2 separate regions of the Homo sapiens genome follow, and region 2 is linked to region 1. A link is an interaction called in ENCODE POLR2A ChIA-PET data of the cell type or tissue named here. Cell type or tissue: PC-9. All regions are shown on one strand. Each heading gives the region's core, and the rest is flanking DNA. Links, peaks and the distances in the headings are about the cores only.

Evidence for each region. Peaks named below come from ENCODE experiments on the same cell type or tissue, not always from the same donor. Only the 100,000 strongest peaks of a DNase experiment are listed, where the experiment ranks them.
Region 2: POLR2A ChIA-PET joins it to region 1 with 6 read pairs; 2 of 35 experiments call an interaction of 5 or more read pairs at or near these places.

The regions. Positions count from the first base shown.
Region 1 is chr12:95,834,850-95,840,237 of GRCh38, forward strand. The region is part of intron 1 of SNRPF-DT (SNRPF divergent transcript); the gene reads right to left. Among named protein-coding and RNA genes, the nearest start is that of SNRPF-DT, 21 kb to the right of the region's middle. RefSeq lists a silencer at 3,469-3,669. In PC-9, for the core only: no CTCF peak of the experiment used is centred there; DNase peaks (open chromatin) are centred at 1,532 and 1,982; H3K4me3 peaks cover 395 bases; H3K27ac peaks cover 413 bases.
Region 2 is chr12:96,524,086-96,529,473 of GRCh38, forward strand. It overlaps CFAP54 (cilia and flagella associated protein 54), which reads left to right. Exons shown (of 68, transcript NM_001306084.2): 9 at 3,161-3,359. Among named protein-coding and RNA genes, the nearest start is that of CFAP54, 37 kb to the left of the region's middle. In PC-9, for the core only: no CTCF peak of the experiment used is centred there; no DNase peak of the experiment used is centred there.

The DNA of each region.
Region 1 (5,388 bases), core at 81-5,080:
TTTTACTTATTCATTAAAAACAGAATTATTGTTTATGATGTACATGGCATTTGCTTAGGCACTGGATATTCAGCAATGAATTAAAAAGCCAATTCCTGACCTGGTAGACCTAACAGTTTAGTGAAGGCAAACAGATAATAATTAAAATAAATAATAAATTGGCCAGGTGCTGTGGCTCATGCCTGTAATCCCAGCACTTTGGAAGTCCAAGGTGGGTGGATCACCTGAGGTCAGGAATTTGAGAATGGCCTGGTCAACATGGTGAAACCCCATCTGTACTAAAAATACAAAAAATATTAGCCAGGTGTGGTGGTGCACACCTGTAATCCCAGCTACTCCAGAGGCTGAGGCAGGAGAATTGCTTGAACCCTGGAGGTGGAGGTTGCAGTGAGGCGAGATGGTGCCACTGCACTCCAGCCTGGGTGACAGAGAGACTCCGTCTCAAAAAATAATAATTATTATAATAAATAAATATATTATAGGATACATGAATAGGAAATAAGCTTTACAGAAAAAATGCAGCAAGGAGGCTCTAGTTTGGGGAAGGAGGATGCTGAATGACTTGTGATAGCCTCTCGAGATGCATTCTTTGTCCTTCTCTGCCTTGCTCTGTCACAGGAGGTTAATCTATGGACTCTATCAGTGGAATCCCTTGCCCTCTGACTTCCAGCCCTTTAATTTGGGAATACCTTAAAAGCCTTAATTAAACATATCCTATGATCAAACAATCTTATTTTTAAGACTTTACCCTAAGAACACAATCAAAGAGGTACACACAAATAAATACTGATAAGGATGTTCACGGCGCCATTACAATTACAAAAAAGTCATAACCAGGTTGAGCGTCCAACAATGGGTTAAATAAATGATGGTAGAACATGAGATGCAATATCATGCAGCTATTAAAAATCTTGTTGTAAAATAATATATATTGACATGTGAAAATGTTCATGATATATTGCTAAGTGAGAAGAAGAGTAAAGAGTGGCAATGATGAGTATCAGGTGATATAACTAGAACTCGCAGGCTTTTGTTTCTATTGCAACTATACATTTTGATGATATCAAGGATGCCTTTTAAAAGTCAGAAAATATTCTTTGCAAATTCCTAATGATTTCTTCTGCATTCTATTTTTCTGGGATTTTTAAATTTTTTACTTTAAGTTCTGGGATACATGTGCAGTGCATTCTTGTTTACACAAGTAACTTTCTTAGCAAGATTTTCTTTTCAGAGAACAATGATAAATTCAGCTCTAATGGAATTCCCATAAAGTCCAAATTAGTCAAGTTTATATGAATGCAGATTTATTATAATCCAGAATGAAATGATTAAGAACAGAATATCCTCTTTTCCCCACAAATGGACCACAAATATATCAAATTATCTATGAAAACATGATCTTCTTTGATCTCATACAAATTCCTATTATTTGTCATGGAGTAAGGCCTTACTCAGTATTTGCTCATGTATTATTTAATTAAAATGACTCATGAAACAAGTGTGTCATTATGCTGGCTTGCCTATTGTCCATATTCACATACTTGAGTGTATCCTTATTCTTGCCTGGAAAAGGCATATGCTGCCTTGGGCATCATTCCAGTTAATCTCTTCAAACGATTTATGAATGAGCATTCGTGAATGTAATTAAGTAGCAAACAGACTTTGAACAGCAGTAGGGAAACAATCTTGAATTCTTCACTCTGAAACTACTTCAAACGTTATGTCCAAATAAAAAGAGGATCTTCACTACCTATTTCATCCCGTCTGCTCAGGGAAGGCTAAATATCTGTCCTGTTCCTATTTGGATAGGTGAAGATACTTGGTTTAAAATCCACATTCTATACATTTCCTCTCCCCATCTCATCTCACTTTCATCTTCTTGCCCAGCAGGAGAGAGTTAACTCAGCCAGAAATGTGGGTAAATACTGGAAACTTACTCAGATGCAGAAGGGACTGTGGCTCAAGATGTTATAATGTCCAGAAAGCAGGGAATGTGTTGGCTTGAGTTAATGCCAGCTTCCTTGTTTACTGGTGAAGTGTGCTTAAAAGATAAGTCTTTGGAGTGTAAGTGTGTGCAACCTGAGAATGAAAGAGAGAGAGCAGAGAGGGAGGAGATGGAGAGGAGAGGGAGGAGAGAGGGAAAGAGGGAGAGAGGGAGGAGAGAGGGAAAGAGGGAGAGAGGGAGGAGAGAGGGAAAGAGGGAGAGAGGGAGGAGACGGGGAGAGAGGGAGGAGAGAGAGGGGGAGGGTGGAGAGAGGGAGGAGAGAGAGAAAGAGGGAGAGAAGGGTGAGGGAGGGAGAGAGGGATGAGGGAGGGAGAGAGGGAGGAGAGAGGGAAAGAGGGATAGATGCAGGAGAGAGAGAGGGAGAGAGGGAGGAGAGAGACAAGGAGAGAGGGAAAGAGGAAGAAACGGAGAGGGAGAGAGGGAGGAGGGAGAGAGGGAGAGAGGGAGGAGAGAGGGAGGAGAGAGGGTGGAGAGAGGGAGGAGAGAGAGAAAGAGGGAGAGAGGGATGAGAGCAGGAGAGAGAAACGAGAGAGGGAAAGATGGAGAGAGGGAGGAGAGGGAGAGAGGGCGGAGAGGGAGAGAGGGCGGAGAGGGAGGAGAGAAGGTGGAGAGAGGGAGGAGAGAGAGAGGGATGAGAGAGGGAGGGAAGAGAGATGGAGAGAGGGAGGGAGGAGAGAGGGAGGGAGGAGAAAGGGAGAGATGTGAGAGGGAGGAGAGAGGGAGAGAGGGAGAGAGAGATGAGGGAGGAGAGAGGGAGAGAGGGAGAGGTTCAGTGGCTCAGGCTTGTAATCCCAGCACTTTGGGAGGTTGAGGCAAGAGGATTCCTTAAGCCAAGGAGTTCAAGACCAGCCTAGGCAATGTAATGAGACCCTGTCTTAATAAAACATTTTAAAATGTGTGTGATGGGTGTAGTTCCAGCTACTTGGGAGACTGAGATGGGAGGATCACTTGCGCCCGGGAGCTTGAGGCTGCAGTAAGCTGTGATCACACCCCTGCTCTCTAGCCTGTGCGACAGAGTGGGACACTGTCTTAAAACAAAGGGCGGCGGTGAGGGGGGAGGAGGTTTGAGGAAAAGACCATATGATACATTATGGTCAACTTTTGCAAGATTCTGAAATTCTGCTGGATGATTTTGATTATAACAGAATGATTAATATTAATTGTGTATATAGCCCTGTTAGCGGTGGAGAATCCATATCCATCTGGGTCTGCAGCAACCTCAATTCTTGCCTCCTCAGAAGAAACAATTTGACTGAGGGGCAGAAGGAGAGACCAAGACAAGTTTTAGAGCAGGCGTGAAAGTTTATTCAAAAGCTTTAGAGCAGGAAGGAAAGGAAGGAAAGTACACTTGAAAGAGGGCCAAGCGGGCGATTTGAAAGACCAGCACGGTTTGAACTTTTGACTTGGGGTTTTATACCTTGGCAGGCTTCCGAGGTCTTGCGTTGCTTCTCCTGCTCATCCAACGCTGAGATCTGATCCGGAAGCTGCTGATCACCAGTTTCAGCTGTTTTCTATCTGGTACGAGACTGTCTTTCCCTAGTGCCAGCTGTGACCAATTATTACTGTAGAGAAACAGTTAACAACCGCCTGACCTCACAGGATGGCCTCCCGACACACCTGGTGTGTGAGTAGTGGGGGAGCCCTCTCCTTCCCTGCTCACACCTGACTATAGCACAAGATATTGTTTAGATTATTATTATTCTAATATTACCAATGCTAACTTTAAAAATGAATACATTTCCACCACCTCTTAAAGGAAAGATTCACTGGCTAATCTCCTCAGATAAATATATTCTTTTTTTTTTTTTTTTTTTTTTTTTGAGATGGAGTCTTGCTCTATCACCCAGGCTGGAGTGCAGTGGCACGATCATGGCTCACTGCAAACTCTGCCTCCTGGGTTCAAGCCATTCTCCTGCCTCAGCCTCCCCAGTAGCTGGGATTATAGGCATGCATCACCATGCCCAGCTAATTTTTGTATTTTTAGTAGAGATGGGGTTTCACCATGTTGGCCAGGCTGGTCTCAAACTCCTGACCTCGTTATCCGCCTGCCTCGGCCTCCCAAAGTGTTGGGATTACAGGTGTGAGCCACTGCACCTGGCCAGATGAATATATTCTTGAATGAACATTTACATGTTTAAATTAGTGTGTATGCAAGTGACTTCAGGGTCATGGTGACCATATTCTGTAAATCCATCGTATGGAACATAATTGTGAACGAATAGTTATGGGCATAAGCATTCATAAATGTTAAAGACCTAACGCTAACTGAGTTAAAAAATAATCTCTCTATTATCAAGGGCACACTTTCTAATGGCAAAATTTTTTAAAATGAAAAACCCGGGAAATTATAAAGAAAATTTAACCATCCCAAATCCCATAACCTAAACATAACAACTAATAACATTTTGGTGTTTATTTTTAGTCTGTTTTTCTAGACACATATATTCAAATGTCCATATTTTGACATTATTAATATTTATTTACATATTTTGATGTCTTATATTTTCCCATGTCATTAGAATCTTTGTAAATATTATTTTAAATTATGGCATTACTTTTTTTTTTTTTTTTTGAGGTGGAGTTTCGCTCTTGTTGCCCAGGCTGGAGTAAAATTGTGTGATCTAGGCTCACTGCAACCTCTGCCTCTCAGGTTCAAGAGATTCTCCTGCCTCAGCCTCCTGAGTAGCTGGGATTACAGGTGCCCACCACCATGCCCAGCTAATTTTTTTGTACTTTTAGTAGAGACAGGGTTTCATCATGTTGGCCAGGCTAGTCTTGAACTCCTGGCCACAGGTGATCCACTCACCTCAGCCTCCCAAAGTGCTGGGATTACAGGTGTGAGCCATGGTGCCCAGCCTGTATTAAATTTTATCATATGAAAATATTGTTGCCAATTGAAGTATTATTTAGCCACTTCACTAGTATTGACCATGAACGTCTTTATACATGTCCACAGTTTTTTTTTTTTTTTTTTTTTTTTTTTTATTTTTTATTTTTTATTTTTATTGATCATTCTTGGGTGTTTCTCGCAGAGGGGGATTTGGCAGGGTCATAGGACAATAGTGGAGGGAAGGTCAGCAGATAAACAAGTGAACAAAGGTCTCTGGTTTTCCTAGGCAGAGGACCCTGCGGCCTTCCGCAGTGTTTGTGTCCCTGGGTACTTAAGATTAGGGAGTGGTGATGACTCTTAACGAGCATGCTGCCTTCAAGCATCTGTTTAACAAAGCACATCTTGCACCGCCCTTAATCCATTTAACCCTGAGTGGACACAGCACATGTTTCAGAGAGCACAGGGTTGGGGATAAGGTCACAGATCAACAGGATCCCAAGGCAGAAGAATTTTTCTTAGTACAGAACAAAATGAAAAGTCTCCCATGTCTACT
Region 2 (5,388 bases), core at 162-5,161, 690 kb after region 1:
CAATATGCATTGAACATATTTTCTAAAACATTTCTGGGTTTGTATGTAAGTTGTTAACTTATAGTAAATCATTTTGACTCTCAAAAGATTCTTTTAAAGGACTACTAATTCAGACTCCTAATGATTGATTAGTTAGTGATTTATTCAATAAATATTTTTTAAGTACCTGCTATGTGAACAAAATAGATGAGGATTACATTCTAGTGGAGAATTATATCATAAATAAATAAATAATTAAAGCTTGTGATAAATATTAAGAAATAAATAATGATAATGGTGAGGATGAAATGAGTTACATGTAAAGCCCTTAGAATGTTGCTGGCAGGTAGAAAGTAGGTCCTCAGTAAATATTAGCTATCATTGTTTATTTATTTTTTATTAATTCAACAACCATATATTGAGTATCTACTGTGGTTTCAAGTATAGTGGAATATAGAAATACTAAATTGCAGCCCTGGCTTTTTGAAGGGCCTTGGGATAACGGGCAGAATTTGGTTAGACAGGGAGAATAGAGAAAAACATTCCAAGTGAAGGATCAGAGCATGGTCATAGCTTAGAAGCCAGAGTAGGCAAAATTTGCTGGGGGTCAGTGATAAACAGAGCTTGACTAGGAATAGGCACTTGATGTTGGGAAATTAACATAATACATCTCCTAGAGTAGATGTCATGGAGACTGTAGTATTTAAAGATGGAACCAGACTGTACAGTTGTGCCATTCAGATTTTCATTCATCCTGACATTTTAAATAAGATAATATATCCTATGCAGTATATGTGTCATAATTTGTCTAATATTTTATCATTATTACTTTAGTTCTTTCAAATCTTTTTTTGCTATTATAAGTATTGACATCATCCACATCTTCAGACATGCTTATTTTTTTTCTTTCTTTTATTTTCTGTGGATAAAATTCCAGGTGTAGGATTATGGAATTGAAGGACATAAACACTTTATTTCTCTTGATATATGTTGCCAACTTGACTTCCAAAATGAGTATTCCTATTTTCAGGGTGACAACTTGCAAGTACGAATTTTATCACAAGCTGTTATTATTTTGATATTATTATTTGTTTAAATTTTTTTTTTGTTAATTCAGTTTTCATAAAATGGCTTGCCATTTTAACTTTATTTCTTTGAGCCAACTTTTCTTTCATTGTGTGAATTATTTTTCACAGTCTTTGACCATTTATTTACTAGGGATTTTAATTTTTAAAATATACTTGAATGAGCTCATTATTTTTATAGATATTATTATTTTGCTTTTCATACTTGACAATCCATTGTTTTCCTTATTGCTTCAGCTTTAATTCTTTTTTATAGATCTTTTAAATATTTATATTTCAAAATCTTTTAGTTAATATTTCATTTACAGCTCTGATAAATATTCCATTCTTTTTGCTGGTTTTTCTATGATGTTTTTATAAATAATTTCATTCTTTTATTCATTTGGGTTTTACCATTTCATTTTGAATACTTCTAATTATTATAAAGTTAATTATGCTGTTTCAATATGTATTTTTAAAAGCTCTGTTTTAACCTAAATAAAAATCTTAGGAAAAACTCTTACCTCTGTAAGAAAAGAGAAGGTAGGGCATGAAGTTCAAGTTTTGTTGAAGTTTTTTTGAGATGGAGTCTCACTCTGTCACCTAGGCTGTAGTGCAATGGCATGATCTTGGCTCACTGCAACCTCTGCCTCCTGGGTTCAAGCGATTATTCTGCCTCAGCCTCCCAAGTAACTGGGACTACAGGCGCGCGCCACCATGCCTGGCTAATTTGTGTATTTTTAGTAGAGATGAGGTTTCACCATATTGGCCAGGCTGGTCTCGAACTCCTGACCTTGTGATCCACCCGGCCTCCCAAAGTGCTGGGATTACAGGCGTGAGCCGCCGCACCCAGCCCCTTGTTGAAATTTTTAACATGTCAGTTGATCTATGGATTGAAAAGGTACACAAGCTTATGAGTAGGGAAGCTAGTGCTTGCGGGAAAGTAGTTCAAGGCAACTTTATCCCTGCTTTTGTTTTTCTGTCTTTCTGACTTTGCCCTAAGAAGAGAAATAAAAGCAAGGGAATTATGAGGAAATCTTCCAGCTGGATAAGGATTCTAGAAAAGCCTACTAAAACTACGGTTCTTATTTACTGGCAAACTAAATGCAGAGAACAGGTCATTTGATGGAGAGAAGAATGAAGTGTGGCAGGAAGCATGTGCAGGAAGTGCAGTCATTTTGGGCCAGTACAAAGCAGAATGACTGGGAACCCACAGCAGGTTCTAAACAGTCACTAGCCTGTTAGCATAAAGCTGATCAATTCTTTCTTAGAGTTAATTACCACAAACCTTGTTATTTATACTACTAAATACTGTTTCAAATTTTGGCTTGAAGACCTTCTGCATGAGAATATCCTGTGGTGCTTATTAAAAGTGTCCTAAACACTTATTAAAAGTGTCCAGACACACAAAATCTCTGGAAATTTGGTCTTGAATCTACAAAGCACCCCTGAGTGATTCTTAGGTAACCAAAGTTTGAATATCAGTTCCGAAGGCTATAATGAAGATACTATAAAGCATATGGAGATATATGCTTGCTTAATAAGCAAACCATAATAAACAACCTTTTAATGCTGCCTTGGAAACACAAGCATATGAAGAAACAACAAAGTCTTTGATGTAATGGCAGCATGATATCTCTAATGAAATCTGGAGTGACATCTCAAAAAACCATAAAAGCAGGTATCTAATTGTTAGACCAACTGCTCTCTGTTTTAGCATTGTAAGCATGCCTTACTTTTCTTTGCCTTATAACAGGTTTTTTTTTTTTTTTTTTTTTTTGCCTGAGACAGGGTCTCACTCTGTCACCCAGGCTGGAGTGCAGTGGCATGACCTTAGCTTGCTGCAGCCTCTACCTCCCTGGGCTCAGGTGATCCTCCCACCTCAGCCTCCCAAGTAGCTGGGACTACAAGCACATTCCAACATGCCTGGCCAATTCTGAAATTTTTTTGTTGAAATGGGGGTCTCACTGTGTTGCCCAGGTGGTCTTGAACTCCTTGGGTCAAGCAATCCTCCTGCCTTGGCCTCCCAAAGTGTTGGGATTATAGGCATGAGCCACTGCGCCCACAATATAATAGCTTTAACAAATGGACTGAACTTTTTTTTTTCTCAATTTCAGTTATCATGGCCACGAACTGTCACAGAGCGGCTACTGGATGAGATGTTTGATAGCACTGCATCCCAGTTTCTGGCTGTCTTGGAAGCTCTTTCTGATTCAAATAGGCGAATACTGCAAACTGGACCCATTGTTACAGATGAAGTGGAGATTCATGATGTTGTCTCAGAATTGTTTATGGCAGGAAAAGAACTTTTGATAAGTAAATAAGATGTTAAGATATTGTTTTATGATAGAATGATACACATGAGTAACAAAAATTTTAACATGGTAGTCCATACATAGGAAACTGATAACATTTATATTGTTTTTTTTTTTTTGTTTGGTTGTTTGTTTGTTTTTGAGATAAGGTCTCTCTTTGTCACCCAGACTGGAGTGCAGTGGCGTGATCATGGCTCACATTGCAGCATCAACTTCCTGGGCTCAAGTGATCCTCCCTTCTTAGCCTCCCAAGTAGCTGGGACTACAGGTGCATGCCACCACACCTGGCTAATTTTTGTATTTTTTGTAGAGACGGGGTCTCACCGTGTTTCCCAGTCTGGTCTCGACCTCCTGGGACAAGCAGTCCACCCATCTCAGCCTCCTAAAGTGCTGGAATTACAGGTGTGAGCCACTGTGCCAAGCTGATATAATTTATATTGATCTTGAATTCAGAAACCTTGCTAAGGTCAATTGATATTTCAAATAATGTATTAGTAGATTTTTGGGGGGACTTGTTTTGTATATACAGTCATCTATGAATGACTTATTTCTGTCCAATCCTTAATCTTTTAATTTCTCTTTTCTTGCATTTCTTGATGGTTGCACTGGCTAGGATCTCCAATAACACATGGGAAGAAGTGGTGATAGCAGACTCCTTTGTCTCATTTTTTTCCTCAGTTGGAAAGCTTTCAACATTTTGCCATTATTTGAGATATCTACAGAATAATTTTTATAGATACCCTTTTGCAGATCACAGATGTTTCTTGTATTCCTGGTTTGCTAAGTGTTTTTTTTTGTTGTTGTTTTTAATCTTGAATAGTTTAATTTTAGCAAAAGCTTTCTCTGAATTTATTGAGATTTACTGAGTCGATCAAATGGCTTTCTCATTTATTTCTATTAATGTGGTTGATTTTATGGATTGCTTATTTCTGCTTCTCTGTTGAAGGGAGAGACTTTTCTTTCTTGTAATGTTATTTTTAGGTTTCGCTCACAAGGTCATATTAGCCTCATAAAATGAGTTGAGAAGTATGCCCTCTTTCTCCATTATCTGTAAATGTTTGTGTCATATTGGTGTTATTTCTTCCTACATGTTTAGTTGAATTTTCTGGTGCAGCCATCTGTACCTGGAATTTTTTGTATGGCAATATTTTAAATGATGAATTCAATTTCCTCCATAGATATAAAATTTTTCAGATTTTCTTTTCAGTATTGGTCAGTTTGCTTTCTCTCTTATTTCATCAATTTCACCAGGGGTCCACCAGTTTCATTAGTCTTTGCAAAGAAACAATATTTGACCTTGTTGATCTTCCCTATTGTATGTCCATTTTCCATATTATTGATTTTTGCTCTTCATTACTTCCTTTATTATACTTTCTTGGGTTTGCTTTACTGATTTAAAAAACTTATTGACTTGGAAGCTTAGATCATTGATTTTTAGGATTTGTTATTATTTACATTAAATGCATATTAAGACATTTGTTCTAAATTCAGCTTTAGCTATGTATCTGAAGTTTTGATATATCATATCTTTATTACTATTGGAGTAAGAATATTTTCTAATACGCAGTGTGATTTATTCTTTGATATATGGGTTCTGAACCAAAATATGGGAGATTTTCTAATTATCTTTTGGTTACTGATTTCTATGTTAATTATACTATGGTCAGAGAGCACATTATGTATTATTTGGAACTGTGAACATTTGTTAAGATAGGCTTTATGGCCTAGCACATGACCAGCTTTGGTAAATAGTCTGTGTGTACTTGAAAGACTATGTATTTTTTGTTGTTGTTGGATGCATTGCTTTATATATATGTTGATTAAGTTAAGCTAGTAAATCATGTGGTTAGATCTTCTCTATCCCTACTGATAGTTTTTGTCTTTTTATTTTATGAATTACTCAGAGAAATATGTTAAACATCTGCTATGCATTTCTGTTGGTGTGGAATTGCAAGAGCATGGGATATTCCCATGTTGCTTCATTGGATACTGTTTTACAAAGTGGTTTTTTTTAGTTTGCACACCCATCA